Linked DNA regions of Homo sapiens: region 1 is linked to region 2. Evidence: read pairs that join two places in POLR2A ChIA-PET (ENCODE). Cell type or tissue: endothelial cell of umbilical vein. All regions are shown on one strand. Region 1 overlaps PTPN4 (protein tyrosine phosphatase non-receptor type 4). Region 2 has its middle 51 kb from the start of LINC01101.

The links. Peaks named below come from ENCODE experiments on the same cell type or tissue, not always from the same donor. Only the 100,000 strongest peaks of a DNase experiment are listed, where the experiment ranks them.
Region 1: POLR2A ChIA-PET joins it to region 2 with 7 read pairs; 2 of 35 experiments call an interaction of 5 or more read pairs at or near these places.

Annotation. Positions count from the first base shown.
Region 1 is chr2:119,800,762-119,805,761 of GRCh38, reverse strand. All of the region lies in intron 1 of PTPN4 (protein tyrosine phosphatase non-receptor type 4), which reads right to left. Among named protein-coding and RNA genes, the nearest start is that of PTPN4, 43 kb to the right of the region's middle. In endothelial cell of umbilical vein, no CTCF peak of the experiment used is centred here; a DNase peak (open chromatin) is centred at 2,431; H3K27ac peaks cover 902 bases.
Region 2 is chr2:120,412,546-120,417,545 of GRCh38, reverse strand. No RefSeq gene overlaps it. Among named protein-coding and RNA genes, the nearest start is that of LINC01101, 51 kb to the left of the region's middle. In endothelial cell of umbilical vein, no CTCF peak of the experiment used is centred here; no DNase peak of the experiment used is centred here; H3K27me3 peaks cover 260 bases.

The sequences.
Region 1 (5,000 bases), 610 kb after region 2:
ACGTTGCCAAGACAATCCTAAGCAAAAAGAACAAAGCTGGAGGCATCACACTATCTGACTTCAAACTATACTACAAGGCTACAGTAACCAAAACAGCATGGTACTGGTATCAGAACAGAGAGATAGACCAATGGAACAGAACAGAGGCCTCAGAAATATCACCACACATCTACAACCATCTGATCTTTGACAAACCTGACAAAAACAAGAAATGGCCCTATTTAATAAATGGTGCTGGGAAAACTGGCTAGCCATATGTAGAAAGCTGAAACTGGATCCCTTCCTTACACCTTATACAAAAATTAATTCAAGATGGATTAAAGACTTAAATGTTAGACCTAAAACCATAAAAACCCTAGAAGAAAACCTAGGCAATACCATTCAGGACATAGGCATGGGCAAGGACTTCATAACTAAAACACCAAAAGCAATGGCAAAAACAAACAAAACAAAATAGACAAATGAGATCTGATTAAACTAAAGAACTTCTGCACAGCAAAAGAAACTACCATCAGAGTGAACAGGCAACATACAAAACAGGAGAAAATTTTTGCAATCTATCCATCTACGAAGGGCTAATATCCAGAATCTACAAAGAACTTAAACAAATTTATAAGAAAAAAACAAACAACCCCATCAAAAAGTGGGCAAAGGATATGAACAGACACTTCTCAAAAAAAGACATTTATGCAGCCAACAGACACATGAAAAAATGCTCATCATCACTGGTCATCAGAGATGACCAGAATGCAAATCAAAACCACAATGAGATACCATCTCATGCCAGTTAGAATGGCGATCATTAAAAAGTCAGGAAACAACAGATGCTGGAGAGGATGTGGAGAAATAGAACACTTTTACACTGTTGGTGGGAGTGTAAACTAGTTCAACCATTGTGGAAGACAGTATGATGATTCCTCAAGGATCTAGAACTAGAAATACCATTTGACCCAAAGATCCCATTACTGGGTATATGCCCAAAGGATTATAAATCATTCTGCTATAAAGACACATACACGTGTATGTTTGTTGCAGCACTATTCACAATAGCAAAAACTTGGAACCAACCCAAATGTTCATCTATGATAGACTAGATTAAGAAAATGTGGCACATATACACCATGGAATACTATGCAGCCATAAAAAAGGATGAGTTCACGTCCTTTGCAGGGACATGGATGAAACTGGAAATCATCATTCTGAGCAAACTATCGCAAGGAGAGAAAACAAAACACTGCATGTTCTCACTCACAGGTGGGAAATGAACAATGAGAACACTTGGACACAGGGCGGGGAACATCACACACGGGGGCCTGTCGTTGGGTGGAGGGCAGGGAGAGGGATGGTATTAGGAGAAATACCTAATGTAAATGATGAGTTAATGGGTGCAGCAAACAAACATGGCACATGTATACCTATGTAACAAACTTGCACGTTGTGCACATGTACCCTAGAACTTAAAGTATAATTAAAAAAAAAAAATTAGCTGAGCATGGTGGCATGCACCTGTAGTCCTAGCTACTCAGGAGGCTGAGGTAGGAGGATCCCTTGAGCCCAGGAGTTCAAGGTTACAGTGAGCTATGATCATGCCACTGTACCCCAGTGTCAGAGACAGACAGAAACCCTGTCTCTAAGAAACTAAAATGACAGTGATTGGCGGAGTGGGGGTGGGGATGGGGTACATGGCCCAGCTATAATGCTGTCTTCCAGAAACTCTCCTCACATATAACAATACAGGCAGGTAGAAAGTACAAGGATGGAAAGAGATGTATCATGGAAACATTAATCAATAGGAAGAAGAGTACCTATATTAGTATCAGATAAAGTAGACTTGGGAACAAATAAAATTCATAAGAACAGATTAGGCATTACATAATGATAAAATGGTCAAGCCACCGAGACATTACCAATCCTAAATGTGGATGTACCAACCAACAGAGCTGCAAAAATACATGAAGCAAAACTGTCAAACTGAAATAAAAAAAGATAAATCCCACAATTATAGGAGAGCTCAACTCCCCTTTCTCAATAATTGATACAACTAGGAAAATTAGCAAGAATATAAGAGAACTTAACAACCAATAGGATCTAATCATGAACATTTATAGAACACTCTAGCAAAGACAACAGAATATTAATTATTTTTAAACATCCACTGAACATTTCAAGAGAGACCATATCCTGGGCTAAGAAACAAATCTAAATATTTAAATAATTGAAATTATGCAAAATGTATTCTGAGAACAATGGAATCAAACCAGAAATCAACAACAGAAAGACAACAGAAAAATCTCCAAACACGTAGAAACTAAACAAGTCTACGTTATCCACTGGACAAAGAGGAAATCTTAAGGAAAATCAAGATACACTGATTGAATAAAAATGAAAACACAACATATCAAAATTTGTGAGATATGATTTAAGCAGTGCTGACAGAAATCTACAGCAATATATGCATACAATAGAAAACAGGAAATGTCTCAAATCAGTAATCTAACCTCCCTCCTCAAGAACCTAGACAATGAGCTAAATGAACTCATAGCAAACAGAAGGAAGGAAATAACAAAGAACATAAATCAATGAAATTAAAGAAAATAAAAATAGAGAAAATCAATAGGGGAAAAAAGCTAGTTCTTTAAAGGATCAATAAACATAATAAACCTCTAGCAAGGCTAACAAAGAAACAGAAAACACAAATTGCTAACATTAGGAATGAAACAGAGGATACCACATAGACTTTGCAACCATTGAAATGGTAATACTACAAACAACTTATACATCAATTTGACATAAAAAGAACCAATTCCATGAAAGGCACAAACTGCCAAAATTCAGCCAATATGAAACAGAAAATTTAAACAGCCCTATAACTATTTTAAAAATCAAATTCGTAATTCTAAAACTCCCCCAACAGAATATTCAAACACAGAGGGTTTCCTGGGAAAATCTACCTAACATTTAAAGAAAAAGTAACACAATTTCTAGATGATCTCTTCCAGAAAGCAGAATAGAAAAGGATACTTCTCAAATCATTCCATGTAGCCAATTTTATCCTGATGGAAAAAACAGACAAAAACATAAAGAAAACTACAAACCAATATTCCTCATGAATACAGACACAAAAACCCTTAATAAAATACAAGAAACCAGAATTCAGCAATATGTAAAAAGAATTACATACCATGTACCAAGGGGGTTTTATTTCAAAGGTGCAACAAGGTTCACCCAATATTTTAACAATCAATCAATATAATCCACCTTATTAACAGACTAAGGGAGAAAAATCACATGACCTTTTTAATCAATGCAGGAAAGCATTTGACAAAATTCACCACCCATTCATAATAAAAAATTCTTAGAAAACTAGAAATAAAGGGATCTTCTTCAACATAATAAAAAGCATCTACAAAAAAATCCACAGCTAACATCATACTTAATGGTTAAAGCCTGAATGCTTTCCCCTATAACCAGGAATAAGGCAAGGAAGGGTATCTGCTCTCACCACTCATATGCAACATAATGCTGCAAGTCCTAGCCTATGCTGTGAGGTTAAAAAAAGGAGGAGCGCCGGGCACGGTGGCCGGTAATCCCAGCACTTTGGGAGGCTAAGGCAGGCGGATTACAAGGTCAAGAGATCGAGACCATCCTGGCTAACAGGGTGAAACCCCGTCTCTCCTAAAAATACAAAAAATTAGCTGGGTGTGGTGGCGGGCGCCTGTTGTAGTCCCAGCTACTTGGGAGACTGAGGAAGGAGAATCGCTTGAACCCAGGAGGCGGAGGTTGCAGTGAGCCAAGATTGCGCCACTGCACTCCAGCCTGGGTGAGAGAATAAGACTGCCTCAAAAAAAAAAAAAAAAAAAACGGAAAGAAAGAAAGAAAAAACAGAAAAAGAAAGAAATAGCATACAGGAATAAATTAAACATTTTTGCAGATGAAATAATTTTACAAAGAAAATCCCAAGGAATCTACAAAAGCACTCCTAGAACTAATAAGTAAGTTCAGCGAGGTCACCCAATACATCAACATACAAAAATCAGTTTTATTTGTGTATGCTAGGAATAAATATGAGGAGTCAAACAAAATACAGTATAATTTGCAACTGCTAAACAAAAAACAAAATACTTAGGTGTAAATCTAACAAAACACATAGAGAACTTCTATGCTAAAAACTACAAAATGCTGATAAAAAAATTGAAGAAAATCTAAATAAATGGAGAGACATAACTATGTTCACGGACTGGAACATTCAAACTAGTAAACACGTCAATTCTCTCCAAATAGGCATACAGGTTTAATGTAATTTCTATCAAAATCCCAGTACTTTTTTGTAGATAATTTTATTTTAGATAATTTTATTCTAAAATTAATATGGAAGGCCAGGCGCAGTGACTCACGCCTGTAATCCCAGAATTTTGGGAGGCCTAGGCAGGCAGAACACTTGAGGCCAGGAGCTCAAGACCAGCCTGGCCAACTTGGCGAAACCCCATCTCTACTAAAAATAGAAAAATTAGCCAGGCGTGGTGATGCATGTTTGTAATCCCAGCTACTCAGTAGGCTAAGGCAGGAGAATCACTTGAACCCAGGAGGCGGAGCTTCAGTGAACCAAGATCGTGCCACTGCACTCCAGCTTGGGTGATAGAGCGAGGCTCTGCCTCAAATTTAAAAAAAATAAAAAATTAATATGGAAAGGCAAAGGAATCATTGTAGCAAAAACAATTTTGAAAAAGACTAAAGTGGGAGTAACTATACTCCCACTCCCAAAGAAAAATAAACTGGGAATCCCTCTCCCAGATTTTATGATTATGTACCTACATTTATCAAGACTGTTGGTAACGACAGAAGTAGAGACACCGAGATCACTGGAACAAAATAGAATTACCACACAAGTACAGCCAACTGATTTTTAACAAAGGTACAAAAACAATTCAACAGAGAAAGGATGGCCTTTTCAACAAACAGTGCTGAACCAATCAGAAATCCATACACAAAATGAAAAATGA
Region 2 (5,000 bases):
CCTGCCCCAAATTCCTGACATGCAACATTGTGAGATATAATAAAATGGTGTTTGACTTAAGGCGCTAAGTTTGGGGATAATTTGTTATGCAGCCACAGATAACTGGAATCATATCCAACAGAAATCTATGCACATGTGCACCGAAAGATATGTACAACAGTGTTTACTGTATCATTGTTTGCAAAAGCAAAAAATTGGAAACAACCTAAACCTCCATCAACAGAAAAACAGATTTTGAAGATCATGGTATATTCATACAATGGAATATATTTCAGCAGTGAGAACGAATAAATTGTAGCTACGTGTGTCAACACGGGCGATTTCAAAACAATGTTGGGCCAAAAAACAAATGGCAGAAGGATATGTACAGCTTGGGAACATTGATGTAAAGTTTTAAATTATGTAAAACTACAATATTTTGTTTATGGATACTTATCTATATAGCAAAAATATAACCACATGCAAGGGAATGAAGAACAACAAATTCATTATGGTGGTTACTTCTGGGGAGAGAGGGAGGGAGAGGATGCGGAAGGGTCTGCAGGGAGCTTCACTGTTCCCTGTTGTTGTCTTTCTTTTAAGAAAATCTGAAATAAATATGAAAATAGATTCAGCCCTGGCCAGGTGTGGTGGCTCATGCCTGTAATCCTAGCACTTTGGGAGGCTGAGGCAGGTGGATCACATGAGGTCAGGAGTTCGAGACCAGCCTGAACAACATGGTGAAACCCCATCTCTACTAAAAAAAAAGAAAAATACAAAATTAGCCAGGCTGGTTGCAGGCACCTATAATCCCAGCTACTTGGGAGGCTGAGGCAGGAGAATCACTTGAACTCAGGAGGCGGAGGTTGCAGTGAGCTGAGATTGCGCTGTTGCACTCCAGCCTGGGCAACAAGAGTGAGACTCCGTCTCTAAATAAATAAACGAAATGAAATAAAATAAAATAGATTCAGCCCAGACAAAGCGGGAAGGTGGGTACTACAGGGGGATGTTTCAAATTTCAAACAGCTTGAACTATCTGTACCCCTACATTCCACCTGGGGCTGGGCCAGGCATTAACTTTTTCATTGTCAGATGGCGGAAATGTCTAGGGAGGTTTGGGGAAGGGCCCTGGTTTCCGGAAATGTGGTATTCAAAGGTCTCCTGCTCAAGTCTCTAACTCTCTCATTCATTTCTCCAATACTGAGCCCCTACCGAGGGCTTGGCCCAGGGTCACAGGAATGAGTGAAAGAACGTCCCTGCTCACAATCGCTCCCAGCAGCCAGGGACAGACGAGCCCCCAAACACCGACACCTGTGGGCTACGGACCGAGAGAACAGGAGCAGGAGCTGTGGGTCCAGAAAGAGGGGCACAGCTGGACAGAGCCATGAAGGGCTTGCAGGGGGTTAGAGTATAGCACACAGAAGGGTATCTCCCGGCAGGGCCTCTCAATCAGAGAATCAGAGGGCAGGGCAGGGATGGCAAGCCAGCTAGCCAGGGATGGATTCGTGGGCCAGGTTTGGGGTGAGCCTTAGAGCAGGACATCTGCTAGGGACCTTCAGTTCAATTCTGCCCACCCCTGAGTGCCAGGGAGGGCCCTCAAGGCCTCCCAGGAGGTGGGCAGAGGCTGTGGCACTGCTCTGAGGCAAGTGAGGTGGTCGGCTCACAGAGGGTACTGCTCACAGCTAGACACAGGGACTCATGGTGCCGCCCCTGCCTGAGTCTCACCTGGCAGGTGGAGGCCAGGAGGAGAGGCTCAAACTCCTGGCACTGGTGTACAGCCTAGAGCTTGGTCCACCACTCAAAGTCCACCAGATGATCATTGTGTCATGGCCTGGAAGGTCTGGAAGGACCTTTGGGGTCACCCAGACATCTTCCCTCCTCCCTGTAGTGGGAATGAGAAGCCTGTAGGGTCTGTCTTAGGGTAGTAGGAGTCCTTGCTTGGAGCTTGGAGGGTGTCAGCGATGGCAGGAGAGGAGATCGATGGAAGTGGCACTGCCTCACTCACCGCTCACCATCCTGGGTTTGAGTCCACATGAATTCTCAGTGTTGCCTCAATTTAGGCCTCACCACTTCTCACTCCTGCCTCCAAACACACGTGTACACACGCACACACACACACACACACACACACACACACACTGAACCTCAAGTGCAGAGACCAGAGTTAATCATAATTCTTAGTAAAGCACATACAGATTCTTTCTTGCTTTATCTTATTTATTTCATTCCCCCTTTTATCCCATTCCCTTCCTGTATTCCACAGGGGCTGAGTCAATGTATTTGATATACAGCCTTGAATATGCCTGAGACTTTATAAAATGTGTAGTGGTGATACATTGTGTATATTGATGTGTCATCAATGAACATTAATGGCATAGTGCAGCAGTTCTCAAAGTGTGGCCAAGGAATCCCTGGGGGATCCACAAGGTCAAAAATATTTTCATAATAACACTGAGACATTATCCGCCTTTTTCTTCTCATTCTTGAACTTCTAAGTGTAGAGTGGCACTTTCCAGAGGCGACATGACACGTGATATCACAACAGACTGGATGCAGAAGCAGATATGGGAATCCAGCTATCTTCTCCTAAGCCAGATATTTAAAAGATTTGCAAAAAAAAAAAAAAAAAAGTTAATGCTACTTCTCATTACACTTTTTATTTTGGAAAATATAACTGTTTGTCTTAAAATATGTTATATGTGCTAACATGTAACTGACTTGTCTTTTTAATGAATTAAGAAATTGTTTTAAAATTTCTGTTTTAATTTCTGAGATGATACAGATAGAGATGACGGCCCACATAAACAAAAGCTCTTTGGTGTCATCCATTACTGTGAAAAGTTAGAAAGGGGTTCTGAGAGGGAAGTCTGAGAGTTGCTGGCATAACGTGATGACCCTCCTCACTCCCCTGTGCTTCCAGAGGCCTCTGTGCACTCTACGTAGGCCTCGTTCACTGCTTGCAAGCTTGCTTCCACTTCCACAGTGGGCCATCACATTGCACATACCCACTCCCTCGGAATGCACACCTGGCTTGCCTGTGACTTCCAGCCATCGTGAACATCCTCATTCATGCCCCTGTTTGACAAATTTTTCTGGGACATATACCCAGGAATGGAATTTCCAGGACAAAGAATATATGCAAACTTAATCAAAATAAAGAATATTTTCCAGACTGACTGTACCTGTTCACACTCCTACTCCTGTCTCCACTCCTACAGAGTGTACCTGTCTCCCCACGCACCTGTCAACACCTGGTTTCCATTATCCACCCTTCTAATTTGCCATTCTGATGGATACAAAGTGGCAACTCCTTGTTTTGATTTGCATTTCACTGATTACTGGTGAGCTGAAACATCTCTACAAGTCTTAGTCATTTGGGATTCGTCTTCTGAGAATTGCCTATTCATAGGCATCATCCCTTTTTCTGTTGGGTTTTTTGCCTTTATCTCGTTGATTTGGAGTTCTTTGAATAGTGTTAATCAGTGTTGCTCAAAGTGGGGACTAGCCGCCTATCTAAGAACAGTTTGTTAAATCAAAGTACCACTTCTTCAATCAACAAATTTCTTGCTTCAACAACCAAAAATCTCTGATAAACTAAACAACGTGCTTACAGACTATAGTTGACTGGCATTCCAATGCAACTCCTCATGTGCTCACAGACCCGTGCTTTGAATAGCAATGGGTTGAGATATTAATTGATTTTACCAACCTGCCATTTTTCTTTAATTGTGACTTTGATGTCCTTTATTGCATATAAATCTTTAATTTCGATATTGTCAAGCCTTTTCTTCTGCTTCATGGTTTGTGCTTTTTAGATCTTGGGGTTTCAAAATTTTTTACTTTTATAAAAATGTAAATTGACACATGATTATACATATTTAGGGGTTACATAGTGATGTTTCAATACAGATAATGTATAGTGATCAGATCAGGGTATTTAGCATATCATGATCTCAAACGTTTATCATGCCTTTGTTTTAGGAACATTCGGTATCTTCCTTCTAGCTATCTGAAACTATGTAATGTATTATTAACTCTAGTCATCCTGCAGCGGTATAGAACACCAGAACTCATTCCTCCAATCTAGCTGTAATTTTGTATCCTTCAACAAATCTCTCCCTACCCCTCTCTTCCCTCTACCCTTCCCAGCCTCCGGTATCCTTTGTTCTCCTCCTTACTTCTAAGAGATCAGTTTTTGTTTTTTGTTTTTTTCAGCTTCAACATGTGAGTGAGAACATGCAATGTCACGGATGGATCTAGAGGGCAATATATTAAGTGAAATAATCCAGGAACAGGAAGTTACATCTTGTTTTAAAAAGTCCTTGTCATTTTGAACACAGACTGATTATGAGATAATAATATTGAGCAATAATTCTTAATTTTTCTAGGTGTGTAATGATATTATGTTTATAATATTTTTTAGTCCTTATCTGTTAGAGATAACTACTGAAGTATTTATGGGTGAAATAATCGGTGTCTTGGTTTGTTTTAAAATATTAGAGGAAAAGATTCAACGTACGCAAGTCAATAAACATAATTCATCACATAAACAGAACTAAAGACAAAAACCATGATTATCTCAATAGACACAGAAAAGGCCTTTGATAAAATTTAACATCCCTTCATGTGTAAAAATTCTCAATAAACTAGGTATTGAAGGAACATACCTCAAAATAATAAGAGCCATTTATGACAAACCCACAGTCAATTTCATACTGAATAGGCAAAAGCTGGAAACATTCCCTTTGAAAATCAGCACAAGACAGGGATGCTCTCTCTCACCACTACTATTCAATATAGTATTGGAAGTTCTGGCCAGGGCAATCAGTCAAGATAAAGAAATAAACCATATTCAAATAGGAAGACAGAAAGTCAAATTGTCTATTTGTAGATGACATGATCCCATATCTAGAAAACCCCATCGTCTCAGCCCAAAAGCTTCTTAAGCGGATAAGCAACTTCAGCGAAGTCTCAGGATACAAAATCAATGTGCAAAAATCACAAGCATTCCCATACACCAA